Linked DNA regions of Homo sapiens: regions 2 and 3 are each linked to region 1. Evidence: chromatin contacts called from ENCODE Hi-C or POLR2A ChIA-PET data. All regions are on one chromosome and are shown on one strand. The core of a region is the stretch at or near the end of the contact, and the rest is flanking DNA. Distances in the headings are between cores, read along the strand shown. Region 1 holds the start of GUCY1B1 (guanylate cyclase 1 soluble subunit beta 1). Region 2 has its middle 120 kb from the start of GUCY1A1. Region 3 has its middle 37 kb from the start of GUCY1A1.

Region 1 (4,216 bases), core at 846-3,345:
TATGTGAATTAATATGTGAATTCACTATATGCAAAGACATGGACTCAATCTAGATGTCCATCAGTGGTAGACTGGATAGAGAATGTGGTACATATATACCATGGAATACTATGCAGACATCAAAAAGAATGAGATCATGTCCTTTGCATCAACATGGACGGAGCTGGAGACTATTATCCTATGTAAATTAACAGAAACAGAAAACCAAATACCACATGTTCTCACTTGCAAGTGGGAGCTAAACACGGAGTACACATGAACACAAAGAAGGGGACAATGACCACTGGGGCCTACTTGAGGATGGAAGGTGGGAAGAGGGTGAGGATCAAAAAACTATTTGTTGGGTACCATGCTTAGTGCTTGGGTGACAAAGTAATCTGTACACCAAACCCCCAAGACATGTAATTGGCCTATATAACAAACCTGCATATGTGCCCCTGAAACTAAAATAAAAGTTAAAAAAAATTCAGTTATGTAACAGTAAAGAAAATTCATCTGTGTAGAAAAATAATCAAAAGATACAGAAAGTTATAAAAAGTAAGAGTCATGGCCATTCCAGCCACTGGTTCTAATTACAGACGATAGCCATATCAACACTTCCTGTGTTTCCTCCCAAACCATTATTCTTACAGCAACATGTATGTGCCTGTGTTATTACCCACATAGCACCTTACTGTATACTAACTCTAAAAAATGGAAAATGATTACATTCTTGTGGTGTTTTGTAAACCTGACAATACTTTTCTGCATCATCATTTTCTAGTCACCCTCCTGCTTTTTCATGGTTGTTTAATGTGCCATTTTAATGGTTCAAAATTAGTGGTTAATTGTTGTTAAATAATGATTAATGTTTTAATAGTTGTTTAAAACAAGGTGTTAGATTGTATGAAAGGCTGTAATCTATTTACTCATTCCACCAATAATGGAAATTTTTAAAGTAATTTGTTGTTTTGTTTGTTTGCTACATGCCACTATTTCTGTATCAGTTTCCTTCATCATAGCTCTCTCGGTGCTGATGTCAGCACAATCTTATTGTTTTGACATTTTTCTCTAACCATATTGAGACTGTTCTCACAACAAAATATGCACATCTTAAAATACCATCTGGCTTCTCAGGTCCACTTGAGACTGGTGACCTCACTTTTGACCTTGCCCTAAAAGTCAACTGGAGTCCATATACCTCAGGTACAAACAGCTTTAATAAGCTGCCACTTCCTGTTCCTCTCATCTTCTCTCTATGGCAGGACTCAGAGCATTAACTAACCTAAGGGCCTGGTAGAATGTAAGCTGGAGGTAGAGTAGTTAAAGTCTGTGCATTTTGTACTGGTCATTTTCCAGTTCGTCTGTTGCTAAGAAACAGCAACAGAGGCCCGCTCTAGAGGGTTACAAACTCCCTGGAATTATGGCTCCCGGACATGGTGTAGGGAAAGGTGTCCCACAGGGATCAAGCCTAGAATATCGCTGGATCTTGTACAGTTTAGTAAAGGGCAGGACTGGATTTAACATAACGTCCACCAAACTACATTACTGAAAATTTTTGGTGCTTCACTCAACTAGTCTCATTGACTAGAAGTGAAAATATGTTTTTCTCAATATTACCAGCTTTAAATTTGCCATAAACTGTTGTGGGACCAAGCCACAGAGGAAATGTTTTTCCGCTAGACAAAGATAAGCATGAGGATGCCAGCAACAGAGGATATTCCTTTTAAGGTCTGTCCATTGCAAAGTACACACGTACACGCTCACACAACAAACACGCCCTGTTCCCTTTTGCTTGTGTTAACCACTGAGGGCAGATCTCTGAATAATAATACATTTAGTGGGTCCACAAGAGCTGCATTTCCTCTGCTCCAGAATTCATGCAAGGAGCACGGCTGGGGCTTCTCCACTGTCATTGTTATGGCCTCAAATGAAGGCCTTGTCACCAGGCGGGGGCGGGAAGGCACTGGAGCGCAGCAGCATTGAGAGCATCCGAATTCCCTCCTCTGTCCCTGATTGGTTGAAGAACTGGGGAGCACCGACCAGCCCCCTGCGGCTCGACTCGCCATTGGCTGGGAAGAGGTGGCAATCAGGGCGGGCCAAGGCGGCTGTTCTCGCTCCAGCTCGATGCTGCCTCCCCGGCCCGGTTGCGCTGTAGCCGCTGCCGCCTCTGCCTGGGTCCCTTCGGCCGTACCTCTGCGTGGGGGCTGCCTCCCCGGCTCCCGGTGCAGACACCATGGTAAGTGCTCTCAGCCGGGTGCGGCCCGAACCTCACCCCTCCTCGGCCGGCCTGGCAGCGAGGGAACTGGCCGCGCAGCCGGAGCTTGGCTCGGGGGCCCTGGGCGCTCACTGCCGGCCACGGGAGCAGCCTCACTCCTTGCCCGCGCCCAGTCAGGGGAGGTGGGAACGCCGCGAGTCGTGGCGGGGGCGATCGGTGCCTTTGCTTCCCAGGCGGGTTTGCCGCTCCACACCGCAGCTTCCTGAGCTCGGGAAGGGGAGGTGCGGCGGAGGCGTGGGGTCTTCCCGGCTCTGGCCGGCCCCACCAGTGTGGGAGGCTGAGCGCCAGCGGAAGGGAAGGCTCCGGGTTCGCGTCCCCGCGCTGCCCCCGATGCCCAGCCTCTCCCGGAGCGGTGACAGGTGAGGAGGGTGGGAAGATAGCGTGGGGGTGGGGCGGATGGTGACGGGGAGAATCCACCAGGGATTGGGGGGTTGCGCCCCCACGATCCGACTCCTTTAGTGCATAGTACCCCTAAGGGAGAGGAGTCAGGGGCGGGGTGAAAGGTTAAGCCAGCGCCATGGGAGCAGAGGCAGCAGCCTCGCCCCCAAGCCGCTTCTCAGGTACAGCGGGTCCCTGACGCTCAAGTCTCTCCCTGTCCCCGCAGTACGGATTTGTGAATCACGCCCTGGAGTTGCTGGTGATCCGCAATTACGGCCCCGAGGTGTGGGAAGACATCAAGTAAGTGGCCGGCTACCCTGGCTGTGGCCCAGGTCGGCGCCCAGTGTGGGAGGCCCCCCGCGCCTCGCCTGGTCCTCAGCCTGCTGGCCGGGTCGCGGGCGCGCATCCTTGGAGGTGCCTCCGCGCCTCGCTCCCGGCTCGCTGCAGCTGCGCTCCCACGCTCCGGGACTGGAACCAGGAGGGGAGGGGCGGCTGGGGCGGGGCTGCGAGGGCGAGAACCGCGGAAAGGAGCCCCTAGGGGTCACCACGGCTTCCCGACCCGGCCTGAGCGTGGGAACGCGCTGCCGGCGCTCCCAGGCTCAGCAGGCCGGGCAGCTCCCACGCGTGCAGAGCCCCGAGGGACCACACGGGCCTCCGCGAGGTTCCTGCGCCCGGAGGCCTTAGAAACAAACGGAAGACTTTGGCTCCTTTATGATTTACACACCTGGCGTAAGTTAGGCCTTTTTGGTATGCTGAAACACGCGGGAGATTATTTCTTGAGCAACAGTGAATTAAGCGCATTTATTCATTTTTAAATAAAGTGAAAATTGGAAGTTTTTTGTTTTCCCCAAATCCCACTGCCCACCCCCCCCGCCCCAACCCCTATCCCCCGTTTTTTTCTACTGTGTTGAAGACTTAACAGTTCTAGGAGGCATTCTACTTTCAGTCCTGGAGCTTTGAGCCCAGTACTGGGGATGTGAACGGAAATACCACACCCACCTGAGAGTTTAAACCTGTTGGAATGACTGATGGGTCAGCATGTCTGCAGGCAGGTTGACTATTTCACTCTAATAAAGTTGTCTCTCCTTTTTCCTCTCACTCTCAAAAAATTTGCATTTAACTTATGGTACAGCTGACCACCACCAACTAGCTACTCCAAAACCCTATTTATGGATTTTCATATTAGAGCAACAGTCAGACTATCACATTGTAACAAAGGTGGAAGGAAGGGTTTCCTGGGTGGGCAGATGGGAATACACTGTTATTATTCACTCTGATTTCCTGTACTTAGTGATTTCATTTTGTTGTCTCAGGTAGGTGAGGCTTCCATGCTGTTTTTCCCTAAGCACATTACAATTATTAGCAATCAATTCTAACAGGCCTTATTATGCAGTTACATGATGGTGATTTCTCATAACGATCTGTTTCCATAGAAATGACCAGGGTTATATATTAAGCACGAAAATGTAACTTTTCTTTCCCCTGGATCTGTATCACTGAGCGTTTCTTTCATGTTTCAGAAACCATTTGTATTATCCACAGGGCATATTACCTACATATTATAAACAGAAGCCGAGATTT
Region 2 (4,216 bases), core at 1,258-3,757, 210 kb before region 1:
GACAACCTGATTCCAGACATCTAGCCTCCAGAACTGTGAGACAGTAATTTCTGTGTTTCAGTCATGGTAGCCTAGCAAACTAATACAAATATGGTCACTGTTCTCAAGAAACGTCTGTCAGGGTTGTTGCAAACCTATCTAAAATATAACTAACTACATACATGCACTCAGGAAAAATGAGTAACATCCAAGGATATTCTGCCCAATGTCCCCTTCTTTTGTTCTTCTTGTTTCTTGCCTTTTTATCTTGGTATCTCCACACTTATGGAAGAAATATATCTGTTTATATCTTAATAAAAAAGATCTTGTAATTGAATTTCACCACAAACCCATAGTAGTTCTGGTGAGCAAAGTAATATTAAGTGGGTGCAAAATTAATTGCGATTTTGCCATAGGAAAAATACCTATGGCAAAAACCGCAATTACTTTTGCACCAACCTAATATAAGCAATCATGACCTCCTTCCCCATCTCTGGGTGTGTCTACAGCAACCACTAAAGGGGCATGGCAGCATCTTGCTAAAAGACCTCTGCTTGTGCGCCTTCCCAAACCCTGAGTGAGCAGTGTTGCTTGCTCTGGGAGCTCATACTATTTCACATATTTAAGCTACCCTCCTTCAGGCAGAGGGTAGAGGAAGTGTAGGTAATATCTAGGTATTTTTTCACATTATTATTATTTTTTGAGTGGCTCACGCCTGTAATCCCAGCACTTTGGGAGGCCAAGGCGGGTGGATCATCTGAGGTCAGGGGGTTAAGACCAGCCTGGCCAACATGGCGAAACCCTGTCTCTATTAAAAATACAAAAAATTAGCCAGGCGTGGTGGTGGACGTCTGTAATCCCAGCTATTTGGGAGGCTGAGGCAGGAGAATTGATTGAACCTGGGAGGAGGAGGTTGCAGTGAGCCGAGATCGTGCCATTTTACTCCAGCCTGGGCGACAGAGCAAGACTCTTTCTCAAAAAAGTAATAATAATATAAATAAAAATAAATAAAAAGAGAGAGTGGCTGGCTATGATGGTGAATTCATAAAGCAAAATACTTTGGCAAAGACTCTTTTACCAGAGATAAATTTCTATCCAGCCCTTGCTGTGGACAGGGCTTTTGCAATCTGTGTCTCCAGGATTGCAAGCCTTTGACTGAATCTCAGCTCCTGCATCTTCCCACTGCTCCCTACAGTTGGCCTTTCCAGAGCTGAATATTCTCAGTATTCACGGGTCAGATGAACTGTCAGGATGTCCTCTTTCCTCTGTCCCCTGAAACTCTGCTCTCAAGTGGTAGATCCAACACTTACAGCTGATCACATGGAAGATTGTAGAATAGATGCACTCAAATAAAGGATCCCACCCAGCTTGGCCTGAACTGAGCTTCTTGGTCTGACTCAGCTGTTGCAGGATGTGACTCTTTGAGAGCCATTAATTTCTAGCCTTCCCCTCACTTCCTGTCTTAGTCCATTCAGGCTGTTATAACAAAATACCTTACACTGGATGCTTTGTAAGCAATAGAAATTTATTGCTCAGGCCGGGTGTGGTGGCTCATGTCTGTAATCCCAGCACTTTGGGTGGCCGAGGCAGGTGGATCATGAGGTCAGGAGTTCCAGACCAGCCTGACCAACATGGTGAAACCCCATCTCTACTAACAATACAAAAATTAGCCAGGTGTGGTGGTTTGTGCCTGTAATCCCAGCTAGTCAGGAGGCTAAGGCAGGAGAATCACTTGAACCTGGGAGGCGGAGGTTGCAGTGAGTCGAGCTCGTGCCACTGCACTGCAGCCTGGGTAACAGAGCAAGACTTTGTCTCAAAAAAAAAAAAAGAAGAAGAAAAGAAAAAGAAAAAACGAATTTATTGCTCAAAATTCTGGAGGCTGGGAAGTATAGGATCTAGGCGCCAGCAGATTTGGTGTCTGGAGAGGGCATGCTCTCTGCTTCAAAGATGGCACTTCTGGCTGGGTCCTCATGTTGTGGATCCAAAGAACAAACATTCCCCTTCAGCCTCTTTTGTAAGGACACCAATCCCATTCACAAAGGTGGAGCCCTCATGACCTAATCACCTCCTAAATGCCCCACTTTTTCATAACAACATATTAAGGCTTAGATTTCAACATATTAATTTTGGAGGAAAACGAATATACAGACTATAGCACTCCCAACCCCAGAGAAACTGTATAAGCTGCATAGGTGGCCTTGATGATAAAGCTAAAGATATAAACCACATAATGGGCTTGAAGTTCTCACTAAAAATGGGATAGTTGATCTCTGCTGAAATTAGCTATCTGGAGAAGTAGATATGATTTGCTCCAAATCACACACTGAATACAGCTGTAGAGAGGGGTGTATCCCTATGAGCCTAGAAATTTTAGCTACAGTTACCCTGAAGGAGAAAGCACAACACAGGAGCCAGCTGACCTCTGAATTTTATTCTGGTCGGTGGTGGAGGAGCAGCTGAGAACAGGGGCAGGATGCTGGGGAACTCAGGATACAGAGCACTCGTCCCCGCTCCATCTGTAGACAAAAAGCTCAGGAACCCAGAGCTAGAGGATACCAGCTGGGGGTGGGGATGGCCTAATTTCCAGCAGCTGCAGTTGAGAAATAACTGTTAGAGTGCACTGCCAAGCTGCAGAGCTGGACATCAATGTCAAGGGCTAGGGCAGGGACAGAAACTTCAGTTTCTGAGACAATCGCACCCCAGGGCCCACTTCACAGGTCCAGCGGACAGAGCTCTAGCTCAAAACCTCACACGCAGAAGCAGGCCCCTTTCTTGAGGTTTAATGCCTTTCTGTCTCATTCTTGAAATTCTTAATAATTTTATCTTTGAATTTGTGTTTTGTAAGTGACAGCTAATGGGACAATCAAGCATTTGCTAGGGGCTTAAAACCTCCGCTCATGCATGTCCCGCCTCCTACTGGCACACTTTCCATTGCTGCCTTTCTGTCTCTCTGTAATGGGCTTTTGGTTACCTGCTCCCCAGCAACCACTGCTGCCCTCTGCCCCCAGTAGGGGCCTGAGCGTGGGAACAGGGAAGGTTAGGGCAGGTGTGCAAGGGCCCCAGGAGTCTGTAGTGATCTGCACTTAACTGCTGAGTATCCCCATGTCCACGGAGCATGACGCTAAATAACAGATAAAAAATACAATAACATATCCAAAGATACTTGTAGAATGCAGAAGGAAGAAAGAGCTTTTTTTTCCCGGTTTTTGAATAAGGGACCACATTTGTATGGGTTTGGTGCAGCTAGAATGTGGATCTCTGCCATGGAAAAGTATCATTTGCAGGCAGTATCATATCATTTTAGTCAAGCATGAATACAGGCCACCAGAGCTGGTATCCCAGACAAGGGGAGTGGCAAGTTTTGTCCTCCACATCTAAAGCGAGTTTTCATTTGTGTGATACTTTGATGGAATTAAGAATATTAACAATTCTTACATAACAACCAACAGTGTTCTACAGAAGATTTATATGACAGGAACGAGAAGCAGCTTCCTTTAATTATATCTAGATCTCAGTTTGGCACACTTCCACATCCTTCCAAAGGCAATTTTAACTAAATAGCACATTGCAGGACTGTGCAAATTATCTTATGAGAATTTATGAGGAATAGACTATGCACAGTAGCTCATTTTCATTATTGATTTCATTTTCTCCATATATTTTCCTTATATGTATTATTTTCTCTTATGTTTATAAAATGATGTGTTTTGTGATATATGTATTCATGTACGCATATTTTATATATGTTACACATTTATTTATATAGACTGGTACATAGCTACACAAGGTTCCAATAAGAACAGCCTCATATGGATGTTTCGTAGGTTTATATCTTCATTCCTCTAATCCAAACTAACATTACTTAAGTCAAAATAATTTTTCAAATTTTCTTAGTAAATTGATTGCCAACCTTTTCAACCATTTTTCCTCTGAGTAGTTCTACTTCTCTAATATTATTTGCATATTTAAATTTCAAAACAATTCTGACAACACTGCGAAAATAAGATTTTTTTTAATGGGCTCTTCTGCTTTTCTTCATGTTGAAAATTATACTTTTCAAAAAACTTTTCTCACACTTCCAGAGAATATGTGTCATGAGGGTAGATATTGTCTCTTTCTTGTTCACTATTTCAGACTTAGTACCTATCATCACAACAGCATAGAGTAAATGCTTAATAAATATTTAATGAAAAAATGAAAACAATATTTTAAGGAAATACTTATACTAATTAGCTAT
Region 3 (4,216 bases), core at 532-3,031, 130 kb before region 1:
CATTGGATGACCCTTACAATCTCACATTTGTAGCCATCATGTGCTGACCACATCTCTGCTCCATGTCTTCTTTCCAGGACATAGGCTGATGAATTATCCTCCATGTGGGACATTGCCTGTCTTGTGGCAGACTGAAGAAAGATCACACTGAATGGCTCTTAAAGCCATTATCCTTAACATGGCTTTTAAAGGTATCCTCCAAAAATGATAGATGTCACTTTTGTTTACATTTCCCTAGGCTAAACAAATCACCTGGCTATGTCTGCAGGACAAAGAGGTATAATATTCCAATGGGCAGAAAGGGACACCACACTGTGAAAAACTGGACATTATGGCAGACTAGTGTTACCATTTATGAATGGCATAAATAAAGGAAGAGTCCCAACGTGAAACTCAGTATAGCTTAAGACTTGATTTTTATATAGCTTGAGCTTAGACAGTGAGGCAGAAAGAGATATAGCATGAAGCTGGGTCAATAACCATGAGCCAGATGGGGCAAGCTCTACAGGCCACTTTATTTATTTATTTATTTATTTACTTACTTACTTACTTACTTAAGACAGGGTCTTGCTCTGTGACCCAGGCTGGAGGGCAGGGGCACAGTCATGGTTCACCACAGCCTCTATCTCCTGGGACCGAGCACTCCTCCTGCCTCAGCCTCTCACATAGCTGAGACTATAGGCCACATTAAAGAGTTAAAACATGATCCTAAATCCTTTGGGTAGCCATTGATGGCTGACTGTAATGTGGAAACTGAGTGAGAAACAGGACAGATTGCAAGAAGAGGGGCCAGTCAGAAAGTGTAGGCCTAAATCTAGGGGAAAAATCATGGAGGCCTGACCTAGATAAATGCAGTAAGAATGGCAAAGGCCCACAGGATTTAAGAAGTGTTAGAAAAACTGAATCATCAGCAGCTGGAGAGTGCGTGGCTATGAGGGATCACAGGGAGGAAGAAATGATACAGTTCAAGTTTTCGTTTGTTTAGTAAAGGATGACATGAATCCCCATACAGAAAACACAGAGGGGAAGCAGGTGAAGAGGGAAGACAGTAAATTCCTTTTGGAACAGTTTGACTCTGGCTCCTCTGGAAGGCATTCAAGTAGAGGTATCCAGTAGGTGGATACACATTTAGGTTGGAGGCTACAGAAGAAGGGAAATCTGAGCTGCAGATACAATGATGGGAGTCATCAAAGTACAGATGATGAGCAAAGCTGTGGAGGGACTGAAGTCATTCAGGGAGATGGCATGAAAGGAGAAAAGGAGAAATAATAAAAAGATTATGCAGCACAACACTAAAACTTTTTCTGCAGAGAGATTTTCTGGGGCCTTTATTAAAAGCTTGTATTCCAGCCAGGTGCGGTGGCTCACGCCTATAATCCCAGCACTTTGGGAGGCCGAGGAAAGCGAATCATGAGGTCAAGAGACCAAGACCATCCTGGCCAACATGGTGAAACCATGTCTCTACTAAAAATACAAAAACAAACAAACAAAAAATAGCCGGGCATGGTGGCGTGTGCCCGTAATCCCAGCTACTACAGAGGCTGACACAGGAGAATTGCTTGAACCCAGGAGGTGGAGGTTGCAGTGAGCTGAGATCTCACCACTGCACTCCAGCCTGGCAACAGAGTGAAAGTCCGTCTCAAAACAAAACAAAACAAAACAAAACAAAACGGCATGTATTCCTATACCTTTATTATTCTGTCGGTAGAGGAAGGGCATTTGTTCTTAAAGAAGAGTCAGAAGTCATACTCCTCAAGACCTCCCATAGCATTCCACATAAAGTGGTCTGGAAAACAATTCATCAGTGAGTCAGACAGTTTGGGTTTTAGCTCCCTACTTTGCCTCATAGCAACCATGTGTCCTTGGAAAACCCCTTAATCAGCCATGTCTTAATGCTGTCATTTGTACAACAAGGATGCTGGCACCTCCGCTCCATATTGAATCAGGTTGACAGGATTAACAAAGCTACATAATATAGGTGAAAAGCCCTTTGGAAGCTGAAAGTTCTTTTAAAATAATTATAGTTAATATCACAATGTTCACTCTAGAGCGGGAGTGGGTGGGGGGGAATTCCTAAATCTATTTTGAGATCTCATAAAATATGGAGAAAATAGAAAGTCCTTTGCCAAACCTCATAAAAGCAAAATTGACAACATTTCTGACATGACTCATTCTTCCTTTGAAAACTAACTATCAAATCAGATAAGGGTCAACTCATTTTAAATAGAAGCTTAAGGAACATAAAACTTTTTTTAAAGTATTTTCAAAATGAGACTGCTATTCTTTTTCACATTGTTCATTTGGGAGGTGTCTATTAGTTATACATAAGTTATCCTATACATAAAGCTCTAATCTCACCCTAGTCCTAATGTTTAAATTTTCCCTTCAGGCAGATACATTTGTATGGTGGCAAAAGTAGTCAAATTTTCCAATTATGTTTCTCAAACCTTCAGTGATCTTTCTTGTGGTGCTCTCAGTATTAACCAAAAGCTTTGAAAATCCTTACATTTATTTTTTAAATTCCAGAAGATTTATCTAGAGATGAGAGGCATTTGGAGTTAGAATGTTTATACTGTCAATGACTCAAGGAATGTATTTTCTATAACTTACATTTTCAAGCTGTAATTATAATTTTTTTCAACCATTTTTAGCTATTTGGATTACAGCCAGTCTTCACTGTCACTGTTTATGTGTTTGAGTTCTTGTAAACTCTGATTTAGAAACACTCTAGAATTCACTATCCAAGCAGTTTATAAGAAATTTGACTCTTGGTTCGTATGTATGTTAAGTGGTTTTTTATAAACTCTGCCAAGAGTAGGACTTATGCTTTCTGCTATCATCTCTCCACTTTATTTTTCTAACCGAAAAGTGTCCCAAACATGAAAACATTATGCAAGGCTCCATGTACCACAGAAAGTATTACCTATGTTTTTTTTTCTTGAGACAGGATTTTGCTGTCTTGCAATCATAGCTCACTGCAGCTTCGACTTCCTGGGTTCAAGAGATCCTCCCTGCTTTAGCCTCCTGAGTAGCTGGTACTACAAGTGTGTGCCATCACATCCAGCTAATTTTTGTAATTTTTGTGGAAACAGGGTCTCACTATGTTGCCCAGGCTGGGCTTGAACTCCTGGTCTCAAGTGATCTTCCCACCTGGGCCTCCCAAAGTGCTGGGATTACAGATATGAGCCACTGGGCCTGGTCATTAGCTATGATTTAAAGGGAGAAAAATAAAACCTTCACTGAACATTTAATTAAATTTCTTTTGGTTTTGTGTGATAGAATGTTAAATATATATATTCAGGGATATATAAATAATATAATTTGTTTTGACTTTTCAGTTAATTTCTAAGCTGTATTAGTCCTAAGGATAGTAAATATTAGGTACTTAGATGGGCCATCACTCACCACCCACATCCCAAACATCAGAAACCCATCATTACACATTTTCTCAATGAGGACTCAGAATCTTTCTGAACACAGCAGCCCAGGCAGCATCTTTTTTTTTTTTTTCCCCCCCTCAGACAGTGTCTCGCTGTCGCCCAGGTTGGAGTGCAGTGGCGCGATCTCGGTCCACTGCAAGCTTCGCCTCCCGGGTTCACGCCATTCTCCTGCCTCAGCCTCCCGAGTAGCTGGGACTGCAGGCGCCTGCCACCACGCCCGGCTTTTTTTTGTATTTTTAGTAGAGACGAGGTTTCACCATGTTAGCCAGGATGGTCTCGATCTCCTGAGCTCGTGATCCACCCGCCTCGGCCTCCCAGAGTGCTGGAATTACAGGCATGAGTCACCGTGCCCAGCCGGCAGCACTTTTTGATCAACTAGAATTTTCACATAAGTTGACACCTATTTGCCACCCTGCGGCCAACAGTCACGATAAGTAATGAATACCAATAATCATATATATATTTCATCCTACTAATCTACAGCAGACATATCTTATATGGAAATTTTATCTTTGCATATTAAAAAATCTTACTTGTGACTTAATTTATGCTACAAGTACTTAGACAACTATCTATTTTTCTATAGGTATTAACACTATGTATAGCATAATAAATTATTACCATTATACCAGTACTCTCTCTATAATCCTTCATTATCATCAAAAAACAGTGGAGTGTCTTCTTTTGAAAGATGTTCACGTATACTATTTGAGGGATGGTTACACTAAAAGCCCAGACTTCATCACTACGTAATAGATCCATGTAACAAAACTGCA

Evidence for each region. Hi-C counts contacts between places; a loop is a spot of excess contacts on that map. ChIA-PET counts read pairs that join two places held with the same protein, here RNA polymerase II (POLR2A). Pooled maps may share reads with other maps.
Region 2: a pooled map shows a loop between it and region 1 (1.9-fold over the local background). The contact joins the enhancer-like site here to the promoter of GUCY1B1 in region 1. A Hi-C loop is called at or near these places in 1 of 37 single-sample maps with no recorded cell type and 2 of 50 pooled maps.
Region 3: a pooled map shows a loop between it and region 1 (2.3-fold over the local background). The contact joins the enhancer-like site here to the promoter of GUCY1B1 in region 1. A Hi-C loop is called at or near these places in 1 of 168 maps with a recorded cell type or tissue (ovary), 10 of 37 single-sample maps with no recorded cell type and 10 of 50 pooled maps. POLR2A ChIA-PET finds 5 or more read pairs at or near these places in 4 of 52 experiments (GM10248, GM12878, H1 and 1 more).

Annotation. Positions count from the first base shown.
Region 1 is chr4:155,756,926-155,761,141 of GRCh38, forward strand. GUCY1B1 (guanylate cyclase 1 soluble subunit beta 1) reads left to right here and starts at 2,096. Exons shown (of 14, transcript NM_000857.5): 1 at 2,096-2,218; 2 at 2,862-2,935. The coding sequence starts at 2,216. LOC105377506 (a long non-coding RNA gene) reads right to left here and starts at 1,490. Exons shown (of 8, transcript XR_007058484.1): 1 at 1,265-1,490. RefSeq lists silencers at 2,274-2,423, 2,874-3,143.
Region 2 is chr4:155,542,189-155,546,404 of GRCh38, forward strand. No RefSeq gene overlaps it. Among named protein-coding and RNA genes, the nearest start is that of GUCY1A1, 120 kb to the right of the region's middle. Within about 2 kb of position 2,508, at least 4 of the 41 ENCODE cell types and tissues checked have a DNase peak (open chromatin) inside an H3K27ac peak, as active enhancers do.
Region 3 is chr4:155,627,495-155,631,710 of GRCh38, forward strand. No RefSeq gene overlaps it. Among named protein-coding and RNA genes, the nearest start is that of GUCY1A1, 37 kb to the right of the region's middle. Within about 2 kb of position 1,782, at least 2 of the 41 ENCODE cell types and tissues checked have a DNase peak (open chromatin) inside an H3K27ac peak, as active enhancers do.